Linked DNA regions of Mus musculus: all the other regions are linked to region 2. A link is a loop called in an ENCODE intact Hi-C map of the cell type or tissue named here. Cell type or tissue: heart. All regions are shown on one strand.

What was found. Hi-C counts contacts between places; a loop is a spot of excess contacts. Peaks named below come from ENCODE experiments on the same cell type or tissue, not always from the same donor. Only the 100,000 strongest peaks of a DNase experiment are listed, where the experiment ranks them.
Region 1: a loop joins it to region 2, with 7 times the contacts of the local background. A loop is called at or near these places in 22 of 42 quality-filtered maps.
Region 3: it touches region 2 in a loop (4-fold over the local background); 2 of 42 quality-filtered maps call a loop at or near these places.

What each region holds. Positions count from the first base shown.
Region 1 is chr6:136,617,342-136,625,341 of GRCm38, forward strand. It overlaps Plbd1 (phospholipase B domain containing 1), which reads right to left. Exons shown (of 11, transcript NM_025806.2): 7 at 1-61. Among named protein-coding and RNA genes, the nearest start is that of Gm40409, 8.8 kb to the right of the region's middle. In heart, CTCF peaks have their summits at 2,490 (motif pointing right) and 3,624 (motif pointing right); a DNase peak (open chromatin) is centred at 3,590; H3K4me3 peaks cover 635 bases.
Region 2 is chr6:136,977,297-136,985,296 of GRCm38, forward strand. It overlaps Gm30055 (a long non-coding RNA gene), which reads left to right and starts at 3,518. Exons shown (of 3, transcript XR_378077.3): 1 at 3,518-4,350; 2 at 5,124-5,202. In heart, a CTCF peak has its summit at 3,392 (motif pointing left); DNase peaks (open chromatin) are centred at 2,185 and 3,195; H3K4me3 peaks cover 222 bases; H3K27ac peaks cover 1,342 bases.
Region 3 is chr6:136,739,462-136,747,461 of GRCm38, forward strand. It overlaps Gucy2c (guanylate cyclase 2c), which reads right to left. Exons shown (of 27, transcript NM_001127318.1): 10 at 4,455-4,566; 11 at 1,149-1,230. Among named protein-coding and RNA genes, the nearest start is that of Gucy2c, 38 kb to the right of the region's middle. In heart, a CTCF peak has its summit at 3,527 (motif pointing left); a DNase peak (open chromatin) is centred at 3,510.

The DNA.
Region 1 (8,000 bases), 360 kb before region 2:
GTCTGCAGCAATATCAGGCCACTGCTGAGAATATAAAAGTCATCCAGAGACTCCAAGAACCCTAGAAGAAGACAAACGCACAGGTCATCGCATGCCCACACGGTCCGCACAGCCACCATCATCACAGGTCATTGCATGTCTACATGGCCCACACAACCACCGTCATCACAGGGCTTCGCATACACAGTAGGTCTGGCAATGTAGAAGCTATGGCTTGCTTTGCTCTGTAGCAGGCACTCCCAGCATTGGCCCAGCTACTTGGTAGTTACTAAGCTGCAGTGTGCACAGGTGCCAGTAGAGCCCATAACCTTCTAGATTGTCTAAAAAGCCTGAATATCTGAGGGTGTGTGTATGTGTATGTGTGCCTTTGCTAGGCAGTTAAGAATTTAGATGTCGGGGCTGGAGAGATGGCTCAGCGGTTAAGAGCACTGACTGCTCTTCCGAAGGTCCTGAGTTCAAATCCCAGCAACCACATGGTGGCTTACAACCATCCATAATGAGATCTGACGCCCTCTTCTGGTGTGTCTGAAGACAGCTACAGTGTACTTACATATAATAATAAATAAATCTTTAAAAAAAAAGAATTTAGATGTCAGGCTGGAGAGATGGCTCAGTGGTTAAGAGTGCTGACTGCTCTTCTGAAGGTCCTGAGTTCAATTCCCAGCGACCACATGGTGGCCCACAACCATCCGAAATGAGATCTGATGCCCTCTTCATTGCCCTCACCTTGAACTTCCCAGTGTCTAGACCTGCAGGCAACAGACAGCTACAGTGTACTTAGATATAATAATAAATCTTTGGGCCGGAGGGAGCCACCTCCATTCCCAGCAACCACATGAAGGCTCACAGTACAGTGTACCCATATTTCTTCCTCTTTCTTCCTCTTCTTCTTTCTTCCTCTTCTTCTTCTTCCTCTTCTTCTTCCTCTTCTTCCTCCTCTTCTTCTTCTTCCTCTTCTTCTTCTTCTTCTTCTTCTTCTTCTTCTTCTTCTTCTTCTCCTTCTCCTTCTCCTCCTCCTCCTCCTCCTCCTCCTCTTCTTCTTCTTCTTCTTTCTTCTTCTTCTTCTTCTTTTCTTCTTCTTCTTCTTCTTCTTCTTCTTCTTCTTCTTCTTCTTCTTCTTCTCCTTCTCCTTCTCCTCCTATTCCTCCTCCTCTTCCTCCTCCTCCTTCTTTTCTCTCTGTTCTTTATGAATTTTATTGGAATCTTTATGACTTTTAAACATGGATGAATCTACATGTGTAAATCTGAACCTGGCTTTGAAAGTAGGCTTTGACACCCTGGTTCACAGAGTCTTCTAAATGTTGGAGACAGTGTAGGCTTATGTTGAAGTCTGGGCTGGGTGAGAGTGGACAGGTAGACCAGACACAACTGGACCATTGTCAGCAACTGATAGATGTCTACAACTGAGAGTGTTAAAGAAATGTCTGAGAACTCAGGGGTAGGCTAGGCACTGGAAAGAGGCCAGAGAGAGTGCGCTTGCTCTGTCCACCGTGTGCACACATAGCGAGGCACCACCTGTAAGAAAGAGCTTTCACAGCCTGCCATTGCCCTCACCTTGAACTTCCCAGTGTCTAGACCTGCAGGCAACAGACTTGTGTTTGGAGGTTACCCGGTCTAAACTCCTCCGTTAGGACAGAATCGACCAACATAGGCTCAGATGTCTACCTTTTTATAACAACCCCGTTCTTTTTGGCATAGCTAAGCATTACTATCCACATGCTATTATCACTTAACATTTTGTCTATGTTATTTATTTATATTCAGCAGGTCATTGTCGTATGTATATGTGTGCAAATACATGGACTGTGTGCAACACAGCTGGAGGGCGAAGAACAACTTTGTGCAGCTGCTTCTTGTCCTGGTTGTTGTTTGTTTGTTTGTTTCTTTTTGTCAGCGTGCCACGATCTTGAATGTATCTGGGAAGACGGAACCTTAGTTGAGAACATGCCTCTGGCAGACAGCCTGTAGGCAAGCCTGGGGGTTATCATCTTGATTATTGATTGACATGAGAAAGCCCAGAAGCCACGGCTGATGCTATCTCTGGCCTGGTGTCCCCTGTGTGTATAAGACAGCAGGCTGAACAAGCCGGTAAGCTGAACTCCTCTATGGCCTCTGCTTCATTCAGTTCCTCTCTCTACATTCTTGACTCAAGCTCCTGCCCTGACGTCTCAGTGATGGGCTATAGGCTACGCACAGAAAAAGGCCCTGTCTTCTCCAAGGCGCTTTTGGTCCTGGTGTTTATCACAACAGGAGAAACGCTAACAGTTTTTCCTTCCCACCTTTCCATGGACTGACCTTAGACCATTAGGATTTCAAAGCAAGCATTTTCCCCCCCCCAATGAGTGATCTTGTTGGCCCTTAGTATTACAGTTTTGGGGTATTTAAATTTTTAAAAAATTTTATGTGTGTTAATGGTTTGCCTGTATATATGTATGTAACTATAAAACACATATGTGCAGTGCCTGAGGAGGCCAGAAGAGGGCATCAGAACTCCTGGAACTTGGAGTTACAGACAATTGTGAGCTGCCATGTAGGTGCTGGGAACCAAACCCCAGGTTCCCTGCAAGAGCAGCAGGTGCTCTTAACCACTGAGCCGTCTCTGGGGGGCCCTGGTTTTGGTTTCTTAACTAAAAAGTAAAACTGTGTGTATCTATGGAGTACATCTGATATTTAAATAAATATACGTTGTGAATGGCTCTTTTATGTGTGTATATATATATATATATATATATATATATATACATATTTCTTTATACCAACTTCCTTTCACACCTAAAACATTAGCCTTTTCATATACATTAATGACTAAAGCAACAGGAGTTTTATGAATTTTTTTCAGCCCCCTCCCCAGAGAATGAAAACAAATGCCCTTCTGTCTGCGTACAAAGGGCACTCATACAGGAAACAGTTGAACCCCCACCCCCAATGATGTGTATCACTGTGCAGCTTCTAGGAGCCTGGGATGGGCCAGGCAGGGTTGGAGTCCGGTAGAGGGGTGACATAAAGCCGAAGTCTGGCCAGATGTGGAGGTCCTGTTCTGAATCCCAGTGCTGCTGAGGTGAGAGCAGCAGATCTGGTCATGGCCAACTTGGGCCACATGAAACCCTTATCCATCTCAACAAACGAAAGCGAGGAGCAAGAGGACTTGAAAGACGAGAATGCATTTCAGTCACGTGGACAGCTTACACCAAGCCTGGCTATCCGCACTTCACCTCTGACAGCCTGAGGCTGATGACATCATTCGGCTCTCACAACCTGTTTAAGGTCCGGAGTTTCGGAGTAAGAATCTCAAAGGTAAGAGGAGTGTCCGACTGAAGGAGATTCTCCAAGGCTGGGTCAGCTTACACAAGAGGATTACGGAGCAAAAGTGAATTTCCTACTCCAGCATGCAGGCTTGATGGCGCACCCTTGAACGCAATTTTAGTGAGTACCCTTTCTGGGAAGATACAGGCTGGATATGGGATAGAAGTTGGGACAGGTTTCAGGGACAGCTCATTCATTTCTAAGTCCCTTTTGCAGTGCTCAAACAACAAACAGGCATGGCCTCTGTGGGCGAGCCCTGGAGAAGGAGGATCCTAGCCGGTAGAATGCAGGTTTGCTAAGTCCCTCCTTGCTGTAGTACTCTGTCTGGACACAAGAGGGCAGGCGTTCTTTTGTAAATGAGTGACTGAGAACCTCTCATTGCAGAGTAAGGGTCCTTAAGAAGCCAGAGGGTAGTAAAATACAGCCTGCCTAGAGTTCTCGAACAGCAAAAACAAAGTGATGAATTGGGTTGCAAAAGCTACTCGAGGAGGGTGACTCTATATTGTCGAGCTTAAAAACAGCAAGCAAAACATTAAAGGAGGATACCAAGTCCCCATGCTTGGCCATAAAGGGAAACGTCGTTCCTGTCGATCCTAACCTCGCTGCCATCCCAAAGGTAGCTCTGGAAGGCAGATCATTCTCAGTTAAGGGGAAAAGGAGAAATGCCACGTTCTATAACGCCCGCCCTCAGATAGCATCCCATGGTAACTTTGTTGCTGAGATTAAGACGCAGTCTTTTTTCAGTAAACAAAGCCCACCTTGATAAGGGCCAAGTAAGGAAGCAGGGAAAGGCACCGGCCGCCAAGCCTGACAAGCTGAGCTCTGTCCCTGAAACCCACTCCTGACCTCCACATGTGTGTTATGACATGCACATACACATATACTACACACACACACACACACACACTGGATTTCACTAAAACACAAGGAGCCCAAACGTCGAGACTGGAAGCAGTCTGTGATCAACAATGCATTTACCTCAAAGATGCTACACCCTATCACAAGGACAGGTGCTCTACTCTATTCATAGCAGCTTTATTCATAATAGCCAGAATGGAAGAATGAATAAGAAAATGTGGTACATCTACACAATGGAATACTACTCAGCTATTAAAAACAAGGACATCGTGAAATTTGCAGGCAAATGGATGGAAATAGAAAATATCATCCTGAGTGAGGTAACCCAGACCCACAAGGACACGCACGTTATGTACTCTCTGATAAGTGGATATTAGTCATACAATACCCTGGATCTATCCCACAGTCCCAACGAAGCTAAACAAGAAGGAAGGTCCAAGTCAGGATGCTTGGATCTCACTTAGAAGAGGGAATAAAATAATCATGGGAGGCAGAGGTATGGAAGGAACTGAGTGAGAGAAAGATGGGGAGGGGAATGGGGGTGTTCAGGATCAGATGTGGGGAGACAGGAGAGAGTCCCAGGGGGCCAGGAGAGTGAATGTAAATTGGTGGCTGGCAGGGTTGGGGGGCATCTGTAGAATGTGCCAGACACCTGGAATGGGGGAGGCTCCCTGGAGCCTATGGGCAGGGTGACTTTAGTTGAGATTCATGGAACCTTAAGTGGCCACCTCCAGTAGCCAGGTAGAACCCCCAGTGGAGGGATGGGGACCCCAATACACCCACAAAACTTTTTACCCCAAATTTTTCCTGTCAACAAGAAATGCAGGGACAGAAATGGAGCAGAGGCTGAGGGAATGGCCAACCAATGACCGGCCCAACTTGAGACCCATCCCATGGGCAAGCACCAGTCCCTGACACTATTAATTATACTCTGTTGTGCTTGCAGACAGGAGCCTAGCATAACTGTCCTCTGAGAGACTCCACCCAGCAGCTGACTGCAACAGATGCAGAGACCCACAGCCAAACAGTGGACAGAGCTGGGACTCTTATGGAAGTGTGAGAGGGAAAAGATTGAGGGCCCTGAAGGGGACAGGAACTCCACAGGAAGACCACCAGAGTCAACTCCCTTGAACTCTTGGGGCTCTCAGAGACTGAACCACCAACTAAAGTGCATACCTGAGTTGGATTCAGGTCCACACCACACATATGTAGCAGATGTGCAACTTGGTCTTCATGCAGGTCTCCCAATAACTGCAGCGGGGACTGTCCCTAGAACTGTTGTTTATCTGTGGATTCTGTTTCCCTGGCTGGGCTGCCTCAGTGGGAGAGGTTAGCCTAGCCCTACAGAGACTTGATGTGCCAGAGTGGGGGTGGGGTCGGGGGAGCCCCACCCTCTCAGAGGACAGGGAAAGAGGGTATGGGGGAGGGACTGTGTGAGAGAGGAGATGGAGGGGGCAGCAATCAGAATGTAAAGTGAATAATTAATAAATAAGAGTATGTGTCCGAAGCTTCCACATGAGTTTTTTTTTCTTATTTTTTTACTTTTTGTTTTCATGTTTGAGGGGAAGGTGGGTGGGTAAAGGGCGGAAGCGGATGGATGGAGAGATGAGTGGGATTGGAGTGCATAATGTGACACTTCACAAAGAATCAATAAAAAGTTAAAAAAAAAAAAAGTGTGTGCCCAAGCGTGCTGTGGCGTGCGTGTGGGTCAGGGAGGTCGGAGAATAACCAGAGTGAGTCAGTGCTCTCCACACGGGCCCCACGGAGTGAATCTGGGGCATCCAGGCCGGCAGCTTACACCCAGCAGCCCCTGCTCCCAGCTCTGGGATACACCCGCCCACCACCAAGCCCAGCGTTCTTTTTTTTTTTTTTTTTTTTTCCATTTTTTATTAGGTATTTCGCTCATTTACATTTGCAATGCTATACCAAAAGTCCCCCATAGCCACCCACCCCCTCTCCCCTACCCACCCACTCCCCTTTTATGGCCCTGGCGTTCCCCTGTACTGGGGCATATAAAGTTTGCGTGTCCAATGGGCCTCTCTTTCCAGTGATGGCCGACTAGGCCATCTTTTGATGCATATGCAGCTAGAGTCAAGAGCTCCGGGGTACTGGTTAGTTCATAATGTTGTTCCACCTATAGGGTTGCAGATCCCTTTAGCTTCTTTGGTACTTTCTCTAGCTCCTTCATTGGGGGCCATGTGATCCATCCAATAGCCGACTGTGAGCATCCACTTCTATGTTTGCTAGGCCCAGGCATACTCTGACAAGAGACAGCTATATCAGGGTCCTTTCAGCATAATCTTGCTAGTGTATGCAATGGTGTCAGCATTTGGAAGCTGATTATGGGATGGATCCCCGGATATGGTAGTGTCTACATGGTCCATCCTTTTATCTCAACTCCAAACTTTGTCTCTGTAACTCCTTCCAAGGGTGTTTTGCTCCCACTTCTAAGGAGGGGCATAGTGTTCACACTTCAGTCTTCATTTTTCTTGAGTTTCATGTGTTTAGGAAATTGTATCTTATATCTTGGGTATCTTAGGTTTTGGGCTAATATCCACTTATCAGTGAGTACATATTGTGTGAGTTCCTTTGTGAATGTGTTACCTCACTCAGGATGATGCCCTCCAGGTCCATCCATTTGGCCAGGAATTTCATAAATTCATTCTTTTTAATAGCTGAGTAGTACTCCATTGTGTAGATGTACCACATCTTCTGTATCCATTCCTCTGTTGAGGGGCATCTGGGTTCCTTCCAGCTTCTGGCTATTATAAATAAGGCTGCTATGAACATAGTGGAGCATGTGTCCTTCTTACCAGTTGGGGCATCTTCTGGATATATGCCCAGGAGAGGTATTGCTGGATCCTCCGGTAGTACTATATCCAGTTTTCTGAGGAACCGCCAGACTGATCTCCAGAGTGGTTGTACAAGCCTGCAATCCCACCAACAATGGAGGAGTGTTCCTCTTTCTCCACATCCACGCCAGCATCTGCTGTCACCTGAATTTTTGATCTTAGCCATTCTGACTGGTGTGAGGTGGAATCTCAGGGTTGTTTTGATTTGCATTTCCCTGATGATTAAGGATGTTGAGCATTTTTTCAGGTGCTTCTCTGCCATTCGGTATTCCTCAATCTAAGTGGATCAAGGAACTTCACATAAAACCAGAGACACTGAAACTTATAGAGGAGAAAGTGGGGAAAAGCCTTGAAGATATGGGTACAGGGGAAAGATTCCTGAACAGAACAGCAATGGCTTGCTCTGTAAGATCGAGAATTGACAAATGGGACCTAATGAAACTCCAAAGTTTCTGCAAGGCAAAAGACACCGTCAATAGGACAAAAAGACCACCAACAGATTGGGAAAGGATCTTTACCTATCCTAAATCAGATAGGGGACTAATATCCAACATATATAAAGAACTCAAGAAGGTGGACTTCAGAAAATCAAATAACCCCATTAAAAAATGGGGCTCAGAACTGAACAAAGCCCAGCGTTCTTGATGTGAGTTGTGGGACGCACTCTACCCGCTGAGAAATTTCTCCGGGTCTATTATTCATCTGCTTTTTTTTTCTTTTCTTTCTCAGTATATAAACTCTACTAAGGAAGGGAATTTTGTCGTATTGACTCATACCTGTTCATTTCGGCATCAGGAGAAGGTGCCAAAGGTTTAACATACGGAAGTGCTCAATAAATAACTGTTAAATTTATTGAAGAAGAAATGGTGAATAATGTTTATGCATCTATGGCACTTGGGGCTCCTCACTCTGGAAGGATGGAAGCCATTCTTTGACCTACACACACACACACACACACACACACACAGCAAGTCAGGAATCATATCG
Region 2 (8,000 bases):
TTCCCAGAAGCTGTCAGCTTCTGTGGTGCAGACTCTCACCTGTGCAGACTAAAATCCTAAGTTCCAGGGAGTCCTGGAACCAAGATGGTGACCGCTGCTCCTGAGGCTGAGGCCGTCTCCCGAGCCAGGCGGACACCTGTCCTCTGGTCCGGATGGTGGCCGGTTTTCTGTGGCCCGCTCAGGCTGCTGCCTCAGCGGCTCTGTGCTTCTGCCCGTCCCAGAAGCTGTCCGGTTCTCTGGCGCACCCTCTAACCTGTTCAGACTAATTTCCTAAGTTCTGCTGAGTCCCGGAACCAAGATGGCGACCGCTGCTGCTGAGGCTGAGGCCGCCTCCCAAGCCAGGCGGACACCTGTCCTCTGGTCCGGATGGTGGCCGGTTGTCTGCCGCTCTTTTTCTTATAACAACTGCTTACGTAAGATTAAGTAGTACTTAAGTTAACTCGCACAGTTCAATTTATTAGTTGAATTATTAAGGAGTGTTCCCACTATATTTGTGAACAAGATACAAGTGACTTTAGTTTAAAATCTATTTAGTTGGGCTGGTGAGATGGTTCAGTGGGTAAGAGCACCCGACTGCTCTTCCGAAGGTCTGGAGTTCAAATCCCAGCAACCACATGGTGGCTCACAACCATCTCACAACCATCCGTAACAAGATCTGACTCCCTCTTCTGGAGTGTCTGAAGACAGCTACAGTGTACTTACATATAATAAATAAATAAATCTTTTTTAAAAAATCTACTTAGTTAAACAAAAATATTTCTGTTCAAATATTGTATAATTCCATAAACCTAAATATATACCTACATATATCATAAAATCTTTGGTATCAACTATATTTTTTCTAAATGCTAGTGTTACAGGTTGGCTTATGTTTTATGATAGGAAAAATACATTTAGATCTTTTTGTTTATGAATATAAACAGGGTCCTGAAGTCACTAAACTGAATCAAAGGTAGGCTGTAACCAAGTGTGGCTGTTTCCCCATGAGAAAAGGGATGTAAAAGATACACACACACACACACACACACACACACACACATACACACGCACACACACATGCACACACACTCGCTCAGGCAGGGGAGATGGTCATAAGAGAATGGAGTTTGGTGACAAGCTGCTATGACCAAACAGTGCCTAGGGCAACCAGAAGCAGAAGAGGTTGTTTTTGGGGTGGCCCAGCCTGGTCAGTGCTTGGATTTCATCCTCAAACCTTGCAGACTGGAAGAGAATTTGTTTCCATTGTTTTTCTGCCCATTGGTTGGTGATACATTATCCCTGACATGGGAAGCTAACATCCTGTGTTAGACCTTGACAGACATACAGAGGGTAACATTTCCTCTCCTTCCAGAAGTGGGAGGAGCCTGTTCATGCTGCATATTCTTGCCGGTGCCAGAATTTCAAAGAAGGAAATCAGGTGTGGTTCCTGTATCCACAGCATTGGTACTCTAGTGGAGATAAATATTAAACAAGAATGCACCTGGAACCTCAAAACACCACCTGTGTAGGGTCCGTGATTCTTTGTGGCATAAAAGACCACACATAGATGTAATGGAAAAATAACCAGGTAAACAAGCCATCAGGTCAGGCATCCTGTAAAGAAGGTGTTATGGGGCTGGAAAGATGGCTCAGAGGTTAAGGGTACCAACTGCTCTTCCAGAGGTCTTGAGTTCAATTCCCAGCAACCATATGATGTCGCATAACCATTTATGAGCTCCGATACCCCTTTCTAGTCTGCAGGCATATATATATATTAAAAGAAGGTATTACAGATGGGAATACACCAGGCAAAGAGAGGGCAACACAAAAGCCCAAGGCTGCAGGGAATTGGGCAAGTTAATGCAATTTCGGGGAGGCAGCGAGAGAACACACCGAGGAAGCCTGAGAGACCTATGGGGACAGGGTGCACAGCCCGTTAGCACTTATTCATCCATCGAGAATGGAAACCAGTCAGCAAGTCTATGCTGTGTTACTGTTCTCGTTGCTTTGGCTGCATGAAACAACTTAAAAAAAAAAAAAAGGACTGATTGCGGCTCCTAGTCTGAGCGGACAGTGATCCAGTTCACAATGGAGGGAAAACCACAGGGGCAGGCAGCCGTGGTGGTAGGAGTGAGCGCCTGCTCCCCCTCATTGCTTGTCTTAGCAGAACAGGAAGCAGAGAGCAGACAGGGACGAGGGACAGACCAGATAAACCTCAATGCCTGACCCCAATGGCCCACTTCCTCTGGTGAAGCCCACTTCCTAAAGGTTCCATAACCTTCCAAAACACCAGCCAAAACCCAAGTCAAGTGTTCAAACACAGACGTCAAACCACGATGCCAGGCTAGTCCGAAGCGGTAGACCAGGCTAGTCCGAAGCGGTGGCATGGTTGCTGAGGGTGGTGTATGGGTCCTTCCTGGCTTCCCCCTACTCGGATCTTCCTTCATCCTCAGCCCCCGGGAAGACAGAATTCAAAGTCTCTGTTGTTTAAATCGTCATGAAACACTTGGAGAACAACGGATGGTGAGCATCGGGAGACCCAGGCAACCACAGCTTCAGGGGCTCGCGTTAGAGCAATGAGCGCTGTGTCTTAGGAAGCCCAGGAGTAGAGAGGGAAGGGAAATGGCTAAGGAAACTGTGTCGGTCTGTGGAGGCCTGCAACATCTATAGTCCCCTGACTGTTAGGACAGATAATCTAGGTAGACCTGACTCAAGAACAGGAAAGACGTTTCCCCGGAAGGATCCCATGCACTGCCTGCAGTCTGCATCTTGTAAATATTTCAGCTGCCTTTCCTTTGACAACCTGCCTTGCAGAGCTGAGACCTGCTCAGCCAGCCTTAGTCATGATGTCCAGTCTAGCCTCTGGTTCAATGGGGACTAGTTTCTCGGTTTGCTTACATGCTATTTCTTATGCTTCTCTGGAGGAATAGTCACAGACACACACACACACACACACACACACACACACACCCCACACCCAAACTGGAGAACCCAACAATTTCCAAGAATTAGCTGGAGGGCTAAACATGCAGCCACCAAGAAGCCGAGGCTGGAAGACTGCAACTTCAAGGCAACTCTGAGCTACACAGGAAAGAGGGAGGGAGGAGGAAACAAAGTATTGGAGGGACTGGCTATAGGAGGAAGTCAGAGTGTCCACAGTGGACGGCAATTCAAGCTCTGTGGTTACTCTGAACACTTGTCACCAGGGTGCTCTAGCCAGAGAGTGGACAAGTCACAGGTTGTAGGACCGGGGGCTGCAGATGGGAGGGAAGCCTGAGGAGACCCTGGTCTCTGCGTGTTACTTAAGGCCTTAAACTATTCTTTCAACCATTTCTCTTGGTTCTTTACTCTGTGCTATTTTTAGCAACAATACTAGCTGTTTAAAAGTCCTAAGTTTGACTTAGACTGCCATCTTGTGGATGTTTGGGTTCACAACAAATAACAAAAATGCTAAAACTAAGTCCCTTTCCTCCTCCTCCTCCTCTTCCTCCTCTTCCTTTTCCTCCTCCTCTTCCGTTTCCTCCTCCTCCTCCTCTTCCTTTTCCTCCTCCTCTTCCTTCTCCTTCTCTCCCTCTTCTTCCTCTCCTTCCCTCCCCATCTCCCTCTCCTCTTCCTCTTCCTTCTCCTCCTTCTCTCCCTGTTCCTCCTCTCCTTCCCTCCCCATCTCCTCCCTCTCCTCCTCCCAGCCTCTTCCCTTCCTACAGACTCTCACTGTGTATCCCAGGGTGACTGAAGTTGGATGCTGATTGTGTATTGGGAACCATCCCTCAGCCCCCCCCCCCACACCGAGCATCCTCTTGTCTTTGCTGTCATCTCTTCTCTGTGCCTCATCTTATTGCTGACTTGGAAAGAAAGCACAGCTCATGGATCCTGCTCAGTTGGCCAGATACCAACACTGTGGTGACTGCTTGTTTTCCGTTTTCAGCCTTGAGTGCTTCTATTAGTAAAGTCAGAGCGAGTGATGATGACCTACTACCTCTTCCATTGTCAACATGTCCTAGGAATGTGTGTTCTGATGTCGGGAATGGAACTCAGCCCATTCCATTAGGAAAAACAGGATAGAATGAACTTAAACATAGACCTTCCACAGTGGTCCAGCAATCTCACTACTGGACCCAGAACTAAACTAATTATTCTGTCACAGAGCTGTCTTCCCTCTCTCATCTATCGTGTCGATGTTTCTCTTGGTCCTTTACTCTGTGCTACTTCTGCAAGTAAGACTAGAATGTCACTAGTAAGACTAGAGAAATAAGGAGTGGACCAGTGGGGACTTCAACAGAGGAACACATGTAAAGAAAAAGCGATGGACCAGGCAACAGAGTACCATCCGGCCTTGAAGAGGAGTGCAGGCCCTCATTTGTAACAGCACAGGTGAGCGTGCGTGTACATGTTCAGTGGAATAAGCCATGAACAGAAAGACAAATATTGTGATCTCCACTGTGGAAGGTTGAAAACAAGTCAGACTCACAGGAGCAGAGGGTAGAGTGTTGGCTTCAGAAATCAGCCGGAGGGGTTGGAAAGGTGGTGGATAGACAGATAACTTCAATGAGAGAACAAATAAGTTCAAAGCTCAGTTGTAAACAGTGGTGACAAATGTTAACACAAATATATTGCCTTTGAAAAATTACTGGCTTTCAATATTTTTACCACTCACAACATAAGTACGTGGGGTAATACATTTGTTAAGCATTTCATTGAGCCATTCCACAGTGTCTGTGTCCGAGTGTGTGTGGTGTGTGTGTGTGTGTGTGTGTGTGTGTGTGTAGTACCACCTGTCAATTTTACAAACATGCAGGCAGCTAGGTATAGTGGTTCACATCTAAATCCCAGTATTCAGGATGTGGAGGCAGAAGGATTCAGAATTCAAGGCCAGTCTGCCTACATGAGACCTTGTCTTAAAAAAAAAAAAAGGGAAAGGAAGACTGGGGGGGGGGGCAGAAATAGGAAGGGTGGATGGATGAATAAAAAGATGATAGATAGATAGATAGATAGATAGATAGATAGATAGATAGATAGATAATAAATAGATAATAGACAATCAGTCAGTCAGACAGACAGATAATGAATGGGTGAATGCCTAACAAAGCGTTGAATGTCTAAGCCCTCAATCTCTTATGCCTTATTGATTAGGGAATATTTTTAAGATCTCTTCCAAGATATTCAGTAGAATACAGAACGTAAGAAGCCTAAACGTTTCCGGAGACCAATAGAAGATGGAACTTGGTGAGTTTGAGAGGAACCAGATATAGTGTTGTGGGGACAGCACGGGCTTCTTGCTGGGGGCCATCTGAAAGCTGTGACCATTGTGAACTTGGAGCCAACCCAAAAGACACGGTTTGCCTGTGGTGTTTCAGAAGGAAGGCTGGCCTCTGAAGCATCACCTCTGGTTTTTAATGTCATCTAAAAGCCTGCTCGAATGCTCATTGCTAGATCTCTTTGAGAGGGGTCACTTCAGACACCCACAAGGTGTGCCTGGGTCCAAAGGACATGCGGGTGAGTGCTTTTCTCTGTGCTCGCCGACACTCCTCAGTGTTCAGAGATGTTGCTGGTGTGGACTTTGGTTCTTTCCAGATTTGTGGTAACTGTAAGGTCTCTTGGTCTCTCTCTCTCTCTCTTTTTTAAATGGGACACAAAGTTAATGAGGCTTACTCGACATGAATTGCTAACAGTTGAAGTAATGGCCAATGCACAAGAAAGTTAATATAGAATATTAATCCCCATGAGTCGAGATGATCACTGTTAATTAGCAACTTGGGTGTGCTTGTCATATTAGGAAAAGAAAGTGGATCGGACGTGCCTTGGTCCCTACAGACCTTTAGTCTCTAAGTTTATACCACTTTTCTCACGCACAGTGTGTTTGTTTGTTGTGTGTGTTCCCTGTTAGAATAGTAGTTCCTTAAAGACACTGTATTAGCTTCTCTGCTGTAGCTGTGCTAAAAATACCACTAAAAAAAAGCAGCTTAGAGGGGAGAGAATTTCTTAGGCTTATGGTTCCAGAGACACAAATTTCATCATAGCAGGCAAGGAATAGCAGTAGATCGCAGAGTTCGAGGCTGGCCTAGCAGTCAGAAAACATCGATAGCACATTTCATCCACACACAGGAAGTGGTGAAAGTAAGCAGGAGGTGAGGTCAGGCTGTAAAGCCCACCCATGGTGACCTCTGACCTCCAGCAAAGCTCAGCTGCCTAAATGGCCCACAGCCTCCTGGCGCAGTACCATCTGCAGGGGATCAAGTGCTCGGATCCTCGAATGACCCCCCACTGAGCAGAACCCACACATTGATTGTTCTACGCACAAGCATCTTACCACCTAAAAAGGCAGCAGGAAACAGAATGAACCCAAGAGACACTTCTTGGGTCTCTTGGGTCAATAAATGAACAGACAATTGTTTTTATGTATGGCTAATGACAAGAGTCATTATGCTGTCAGTAGAGTTCCTCTCTCCAGCCAAGGAGACCTGCAACTTTGTTACAAAGTTAAAATTTCTGTAAACCATAGTTTTTAGTAGAATATCTTCTGGGGCTTTAGAAAAATCTATTTTAGTTTACATGGAAGATCGTCTCAGAAGATACAGCACTCATTTATTAAGCCACAGAAAGTCTTCTCCAAGTCAGTGTGTGCTTGGCTCTGTGATGCTGGAGGTAGGGCCACTGAAAGTATCTGTTGGGTTCCCTTAGGCCTCTCTGGGTGGACCCTGGAGGCTGACGTCCTTGTTCTTGTCAGCATCCTAGCAACAGATTCCCTGTTCCATTATGGGAGGCTGGTGGCTGCCCCTCCTGTTCTTTCTTGCCTCCCCACTAAAGCCTTAACTATGGCTGTCAGTAAGCTTTCCTCTGAGCAGATAGGGTGTGTATCCAGCTCCTCTAGGCCCTTCCAACCCACATTCCCATCAGTTCTGCTTCGCTAGAGTGCACATTACATCTGGAGTCACCTCTGTATTCCTCAGGGTCCCTCCTCTGCATCCTCACCCCTGTTCTCAATTCTTATTCATTCACTGTGATTAACGTGTGATAGTTCCCTGAACTAGAATCCGATGTTTAAAAATGCCCTTCAAAGCCCCGATTCTATAGCTACACATGCCTCTATGAATTGTATACTTCATAGCTCTAATAACTTGCTGCAGACATTCAGGGCTTGTTTTAATTTAAAGTACAATTTTATGATTATAAAGTATTTTTCTAATGATGATTTAAACTCATGAGCCAAATAGGAATAAATTTAGAATGTCAATACTATATTGCTATGTATCCTTTTAAAAATATTATTTATTCTTTGTGAATTTTACATTATGCACCCCAGTCCCACTCAGCAGGTGGGCTTCTGGGTGGCTGCATATCAATTTTAACACATTGAAATTGGATTAATGTTCTTTTAAAAGAAATATTTGTCTTTATTTTATGTGTATGTGTTTTGCCTATCTCTATGTCTGTATACAAGTTTCATACAGTGTCTGAGGAGGTCAGAATAGGGCGTCAGATACACTAGAAGTAGAGTTATAGATGATTGGAAGCTGATCTGTGGGTGTGGGAAATGAACCTAGATCCTCTGGAAGAGCAACCAGTGCTCTTAAACACCAAGCCCTTTTCTCCAGCCATATATATGTATATGTATGTGCATGTAATTGTACATGTATATATATTTAACCTATTCCTTTTTTAAAAATGTACCCCCTTCCAAGGAAATGATCCACCCTTCAGTGATTCATAAATGACTCGTGAACTTGAAGAGTACACCTTTCTATAATATTGAGGTGGAGAAATATTTTCTATAGGTTGAGAATTCTATCCCCATACAGGAGTAACAGTTAGTTGCCAGGTCACGCCCTGATTCTCCACTGGGGTGGCCAGAGCACTGCCTGGCATGCCACCAGAGAAGGCAGGGCAGAGTCCATAAGGGGTGGTCCACAATCCCCGTTTTCCTTCACCAGACTAGAAGGAGAAACAGTAGGATCTGGGATGAAGGCTGTGTTTCCCAGTTTCCTGTGTACCTGGATGTCGCTGTCATATTGCTGGGAGTCGAG
Region 3 (8,000 bases), 240 kb before region 2:
TCAGTAGTTGGAGTAGAAAACCGCATAGCATATGCCTAGTCTTTTGTATCAGGTCTCCTTATCACGACTGGCCATTAGGAATCCTCTGTCTCCAGGCATAGAGACAACCAGATCTATCTCCTATTTCCCCCATGGAAAGTTGATCGGCCTTAGTTTCTGAAAGATTAAATGGTCATGCTGTAGACCTGTTGTCCCCTGTATTCTGAGAAACATAGCTTTAGGACATGAACTCTGCCTTCAGAGCAAAGAAACCAGTCTTCCCCCTCACCAGAGAAAACATGCTATGGGCTGGGGGCACATGAGAAAGAATAGTCACACACTCTTACCAAAGTGTGTGACACACACAGATAATTGACACTTGACTTGGGGCATCCTGATAACACACCGAGAAAGAATATTCTGTGTTTAGTGCGCACAGGCAGAAGCTGGGATGCTTATAGAGTCATTGAATATTTAATAAGTCCTATGTCTCCAGCCAGCACAAGCTATGCCCAAGTCAGGCAGGAAAACCATGGCTCTGGTGCTCACCCGCCTGGATCTCTGCTCCCCCTACTCGCTACCTGCCAGATGGAGTCTGTCGCCCTTTCCTCGGGCTCTGGATACTTGGAACAGGTGATTTCTTTGGAGTTATTGGTTTAGTTTGTTTGTCTGGGACAGAGTCTTACTGTGTAGTGCAAGCTGGCCATAAACTCACATTCTCTCGCCTCAGTCTGGGATTACAGGCACGGGTCACCACATCTGGTGGCACGGGCGGTTTCTAAGCTTCTCCTAGGCTCCACACTATACTGTATGATGAATCTTCAATCTTTCACAATATACCAGTAGATCTCTGAAGATAGCTAGTTAGACACTGCTCATAACGTGGCTAGCTGGACACAAGGCATGTTTGCAGTCTTCCCAACACTCAGCAGAACTAGCCTGAGCACACAGACTCACAGGGGCAGAGGCCAGAGCTTCGATCTGAATCCTGTGCCTCAATGCCAGGGTTCTGATCTACACATATCGGCTTCTGCTTTTGACCCCGCTTTTGAAGTAGAGTGCCTTCTAGATCCCAGGTCTGCCTTTTTCATCAAGCACCGCCAATGGACACCAGGCTTGTCCCCTTCTCCCGTCCCCATCTGGAGGGCAAGCCTGTGGGAAGGAGGTACCTCAGCACGAGGAGGGCAATCAGCAGCAGAACTACCAGGATCCCCGTGAGCGTGAAGACGGCAATCATCAGGATTTGAGGGCCTGTGCAGAGAAGGAAGGGGTGTGCATTAGCGGGGCCACAGCACAAATGCGTCCCAGAGCCCCGCCTGGTGAAATGAAGCCCGAGGACAGGAGAGGGAAGAGCCCTTTTGAAAAACATTTTTTGATTAATCTTTTATTGGTGCTATGCATCCAGCATCTGCAGGCTCTGCTCCTCCCCTCCCCTCCCCTCCCCTCCCCTCCCCTCCCCTCCCCTCCCCTCCCCTCCCCTCCCCTCTCTCCTCTTCCTAAGTAGCTCAGAGTTGCCCTAAAACTTATGATCCCCCTGTGTGCTAGAATTATAGGTACATGCCACTAGGCACAGCCATGTAGCTCCTTATTTCTAACCAAAACCACTACTGTCATAGGAACATTAAGTGGTTTCCAACACATAATTTGAAGGGAGATAAGCCTACATGATATTCTCTAGATCTGTGTGTCTAAAGAGGTTCTATGCAGAAAGAAAGAGATGGCTATGTTTAAATGCTGGATGCATACTGTAAGAAAGCCAATTAGAATATTAAACCACAGTGCTGTATACTATTCCTCTCCAAGATTTCTATTATTGAGGGAAAGCAATAACTTGACTGTGTTAGAGTGAATGAATCTTGTGTGTGTGTGTGTGTGTGTGTGTGTGTGCGCGCGCGCATAGTTTGAGTAGAAGTCTTCCATTCACAGATTTTCAGAACAACAAGTGGAGTTCAGGAAAATGGGAGTGTAATCCGAGGAAACACTGGAGGGACGTCCAAGGACGTAAGGGACAAGTTCAGTGTCAGAAGCCACAGCAGTAAAAACCCTCGCAGGCTCATTCTGGCTCACGTGTGTGCAGAGCTTCCCCACCTGGCAGGAAGTAAGTACGCTCCATGAAAGGATGACTCAAAGTGAGAAGCAAAATGTGTAAGGAGCTGGAAGACAAAGGGATATGGTAAAAAGGACAAGGAGAGAGGAGAGAGTTGCATGAGAGAGGGGAGGGGAGGGAGGGAGGGAGGGGAGGGAGGGAGAGAGAGAGAGAGAGAGAGAGAGAGAGAGAGAGAGAGAGAGAGAGAGAGAGAGCACGCGCAAACAAATGCTCAAATAGGGAAAGTGTTCAAATTTTTTTTTTTTTTTAAAGACTGGAGGTCACTTCCAAGTACTTAATGAAATTACTCCAAGAAAAGATGAACAGATTTCTCATTAAAGTTCCACTCCCTCCCCCTCCACCCCCAGGAGTCTCTAACACAGCATGGGGGGACACTCAAGACCCTTGAAGGCACAGCTCGGTTGTCTACCAGCCAGCCTGTACCCACCATGAGTAAATTATTGATTTTTAAATGGCTGAAAGCTTTGAATAAAAGTTTGATCCTCTTTATTTTACCGAGACAAGAAAAAGATGCCCCAATATGAAAATATACTAAGACCCTCCTCTACTGTAAACTTATCACACATCTTGTAATGTTTTTGTTTAATCATACTGTATCCTAAACTTTTCTCATGTTCTCTCTCTCTCTTCCTTCTTCCTCCCCCACCCGCTGACCCTCTGTTGCCCCCAGTCCCTCGCCCCGCCACGCCCCATCCCTCCCCTGCTCCGTCCCAAGCAGAAGCTTAGCATGCGATAAAACTGTAGCACATTTCCATGAGGGCTGCTTGGCAAGCTTTGCCCTGGGGTTGCCTGTCACCTGGCTTTCTAAGTGACTTTGTTTCGCCTCTCACCTAGGCAGGAAAGTGCTCCCACCTCAGGGCTCATGCCATCATGACATCGTGACGTCATGTCATGACCATCATGAGACTGTCATGAAGTCATGTCGTGACCACATTTCTTTTGATGGATACAGTACTTCCACCATGCCTACCACCATCACACACTGCCACCGTAACACACCCCTAGCCCCAGACAAAGAGGAAGTCTGTAGAAAAAATACAACTCCACACTGTGGCATCATACACCCCCATGCCAGAGCATGAGTCTGAGCCACTCAGGTCATTTCAGTCCCTACCTGCCTACATAATGAGCACCCCCTGTGCTAGACATAATGACCATAATTAGATATTTAAACATGCTATTTAAATGAAATCAGTTCATTGTTGTTTAGACAGGGTCATACTCAGTAGTCCAGGCTGGCCTGGATCTCATTTTGTGGCCGAGGATTGCCTCAACTCATGGTAATATTCCCTTCGGTATTCCCAACACTGTGATTACAGATGTGAGCCACCTGGCTAAATGCAGTTGTTTAAAATTCAACCGCATTTTCATTTTGCTTCTCTGTTAAGTCAGGTTCAGGCTACTTCTAAGGCAAACCATCTGTGCCCTCTAGTGGCTATTCTGGTTGTTGCATTCTGCCGGCTTCTCAAAGAATGTACAGTGAACAGCAGGGTGATTTCTAAGTCCTAGGACAGTAGGGCTGGAGGGAACTCGGTAAACAGGCTGCTTTGCTAGAGGAGAAAGCTTTTAGTTGTAATCAAAGCAAACTGACTCATGTTAACGCAATTGTCTTTGGCTATGCTACCCTGGACCTGCCTTTTCATCTAAATTAATGGTTTTAGTGCTGGGTCCAGTGTGTGTGTGTGTGTGTGTGTGTGTTTGTGTGTGTGTGTGTGTGTAATTAATATAATATAATATATCACTATATTATATTTAATAATATTATATAACATTATATATTCTTATGATATTAATGTTACAATATATATTGTAGATTATATAGAATAAATTACATATTGAATGTATTGAATATATTGAATAATTGAATACATAATTATTCAATTATTCCAGTGCAGTATGCTTCAGCAACAGGTATCAGTGACTATTAGACCCCAATCTTGTACAGTATGTTGTAAAAAGACACATGAACAAGCAAATGTGGCGTGAGTACCGTGCAGGCGTCACACAGGGCTAGACAGATCCTTTCCTGAGGTGCTGAGCAAAGCTGAGGAGAGGTGAGATCCAGCAAATATTCCTTGCTTAAAACATTGAGTCTGTAGCAGTAACAGGATAAAGTACACATTTTTATGTCTATTCAATTTTGCTGATTTTCTGACTTTGTTTTCTAGGGGGTCCCGCTTATATGGAAACCATCTTCAAGACAGGGTTCGAATGTGGATGGGTCTAACCAGAACTCACTGGGCTTGTAAAACCCAGCCACAAACCTGGAGAGTCTAGGCAAGATGAGAAGAAAAGATAAACAAGCTAACTGCCTACAGCTTGCGCGGAAACCACATCGAGAGAAGGAAACTCAGCAAGAACGGCTTACCCAGCCCAGGAACGTCATTGGGGAGCTTGTGGTTCTTCCAGATGAAGTTGGGGTTCTCAGCCACCGGAATAGTTTTGTTTTTGTGGGTGTCATACTTCATAAGAACCTTGTACTGTGTTGGAGCCATAAACAAAGGCAAAAAGAAAAGAAAATCATGAGAACATTTTAGAGCAATGTGTGATGAGGCTGACTGTGTGTGTGTGTGTGGCTTTGGGGACGTGATCTCGATCTCTTAATCCTCCTGCCTCAGCTTCCCAAATTTTGGGATTACAGATATGAGCCATCATTACCAGTTGTTAATTAAGCCTCTATGAATAAAGCCTTCACGTGACGTTATCTGCTAATGGAAACATTATTACAGGCTATCTTTGAATTAGTGCTCTAGGTATTGACAATGCTGTGTGCAATATGTTTGAAACAGGGCTACCTTCTACAGTCACTATCCTTCCCTCAAAATATTCTCCATGGGAAATTTACATTTAGAGACTTGAGTCTGAAGGATAGAACCTATAGTTGCATATATAGAAGGTCAAAATTAGCCTGTATGCTAGGGTGTGGCTTATCAACTCTCTATTGATACCTACCCTGAGTATAGACTAGTATTCTGATAGCTCCATGTTTTGAGAGCTAATTGCTAGGTTCTCCCCAATACACACACTATGTACTGAGGTTGGAAGCAGTCAAATGCTGAGAAGTTTGACCAAATTTGTTTTGGGAGACCTGTGTAGGGAACAGTGGAAGTGTGGTGAGGAAAGGTCTCTCACACACGTCTTTGTGTCTCTTCCGAGGACAGTAGGGTCTTCATCTCTTTGGATGAGCATGTGGGTCTCTTTGTGTGGTTCCTGTTAGTAACTGAAGCATTTGGGGGATATGACACAAAAATTTTCCATGGCATGTGTATCAACTTTATATTCCTCTTAAAGTTTCTCCCTCCCTCCCTCCCTCCCTCCCTCCCTCCCTCCCTCCCTCCCTCCCTCCCTCCCTCCCTTCCTTCCTTCCTTCCTTCCTTCCTTCTTTCCTTCTCTCCCTGCCTTCCCTCCCTCCCTTCTCTTTTTCCCTCTTCCTTCCTTTCTTTCTTTTTTCTTTTTTTCTTTCTGTGTCTCTGCCTCTTTGCCTGTCTCTCTCTCCCTCTCTCCTTCCCTCCCTCCCTCTCTCCCTCCTTCCCTCCCTCCCTCTCTCCCTCCTTCCCTCCCTCCCTCTCTTTCTCTCTCTCCCCTTCTCTCTCTCTCTCTCTCTTCTTTTTTTCTATTTGGGAGGTGGGTATACATATCATTCATGTGGTGGTCAGGGGACAATTTTCAGGAATCCAATCTCTCCTTCTACCACGTGAGTCTTGGGGATCAAACTCAGGCTGTCTGTTTTAGAGTTGAGCACCCTTACCCACTGAGCCATCTCACTGGCCCCCAAATATAGTATTTCATTAAAGGTCCAATATAGTAACAAAAACTATAGATTCTGAAATGCTGTCTCAAATTTCTGGTGTCACTTTCTCAGGATGGGCATCTTTTCTGTAATTTTTTACATTTGCCATTGTAGATGTCTCTCAAAAGGCAGTGTCAATATATATAGACCTATGCATATATTATGACTTATTTATATTAATTATGTGTATGTATGTTATGATTTAAGCTTGCCCTAAGGTCCACTCTGGAACATTTACAAATGAATACTATTTCCTTCTAGATGTCCACTTTTTCTCTTGTAGGAAAAAGGTCTTTACTTGTCACTTGGCTGGCTGAAACAGTGGCTTTCATGGTTTAGACGGACACAGCTCCGGAAGGCATACAGGAAGCGGTTCCACTTTTAAATTCAGCCGTGAACTCTATACCAGACAGGAAGCTTCTTGTGGGAGATATGGTGAGAGAGTAGACCCTCTCCCCTCTTTAGAGGCTGCTGTCTTAGGGTAACTATTGCTGCACTGACACACATGTCCAAGGCAACTCAGGGAGGAAACACTTATGCTTCATCATCAGGGTTTCTCATCAGAGGAAGTCGGGGCAGGAACTACAACCAGACAGGAGCCTGGAGGCAGGAGCTGACACAGAGGCCATGCTTACTAGCTAGTAGTTCCCCTTGGCTTTCTTATAGAACCGTGAGCCAAAATGTCCAGCGGTGATCCCATCCATAATGGGCTGGGCCCTCCCTCCTTAATCACTGATTTTAAAAAATGTTCTACAGGCCTGCCTACAACCTCTTAATCGAGGTTCCCTCTTCTCCGATGACCATAGCTTGTGTCAAGTTGACATAAAACCAGCCATCACAGGCTCTTCCATAATAATGAAGTGGTACCAGGGCCTGGGGTATTGCTGTGATAGGCCTGACCATGCTTTTGTCTGGAAGAATGTGGATTTTTGAGACTTTGGGTTTGGAAAGTAGTGGAATGTTTTTAGTGCGGTGTAGTGGGCCATTCTAGTAAGAATGTGCAAGACTTTGCTGCTGAGATTGATTTGAACTGTGCAGGCCGGGCCCAGGAGGGTTCATTGGAGAAGAATTTCAATATGTGGCCTAGAGACTGCTTTTGTGGTATTTGGTGACGATTGTGGCTGCTTTTTGCCCTTGTCTAAAGAGTCTATCTGAGTCTAAGATAAGGAGACTTATATTAATTGCATTGACAGAGACTTTGCTCTTTGGTTAAGTCTCCTGAAGTTTTGAACAAGCATAGCAAGCTTAGAAAGGAAAAAATACAAAATATATGGTTAAAGTATTAAAGGGGCACCAGGAAGTGAAATGGGCCTGAATCCTATGTTCTAGGAGATAGCAGATTAAGGGATTTGGGAGTAAGAACCCATCCAGCTAAATTTAAATCCAGGCATGGTGGTACACACCTTTAATCCCAGAAGACAAAGCCAAACAGATCTCTGAGTTTAAGGCTAACCTGGGATAAAAGAAAAGCTTAAATCCAGGCATGGTGGTACACACCTTTAATTAGAGTATTACAGGAGAAAGCCATGCAGATCTCTGAGTTCAAGGTCAATCTACAGAGCAAATGCCAGGACAGACAAGCTTAGGCAGAAGAGTTGGAAAACAGGAAGCTGGTAGTAGAGTAAGGAGGGGGCCATGCATGTTCCAGCCCCAGCAAACATCAAAACATGGTAGCTTTGGCTATGTGGCTCTGGCTTTAGAGTGAAAAATAGAAGGGATTCCTGGGACAATTGATGCTGGTTAGTTGGAGCTAAGAAATTTGTGGTGATTAAGAAGATACCAGCATTACTCAGGTGAAATCTTCTGGGAAGTGTTTTCTGAGAGCACAAAGAAGCCATGTTCCAGAGATAGCCAAGGTTGTATTTCATGCTGCAGCTGTACTTGGTAATGTGTAAGAGTCACGCAGGTGGTACTGGTTTTGAGGCATGAAGGAGTCATGAAGAACAGCTGAGGCTTGGCACAGTGAGAGGACAGAGAAGGCCATTGATGAAGGGGCAGCCTCAGTTGTAGTTGGTGGCCTTCATGACTGAAGGGGTCATGCAAAGGTTTTGATGCTTGGCACCATGAAGAGAGCCTATGAGAGGTTATTTGTGAAGCCTAGTAACAGCAGAAGATCCCAATGTA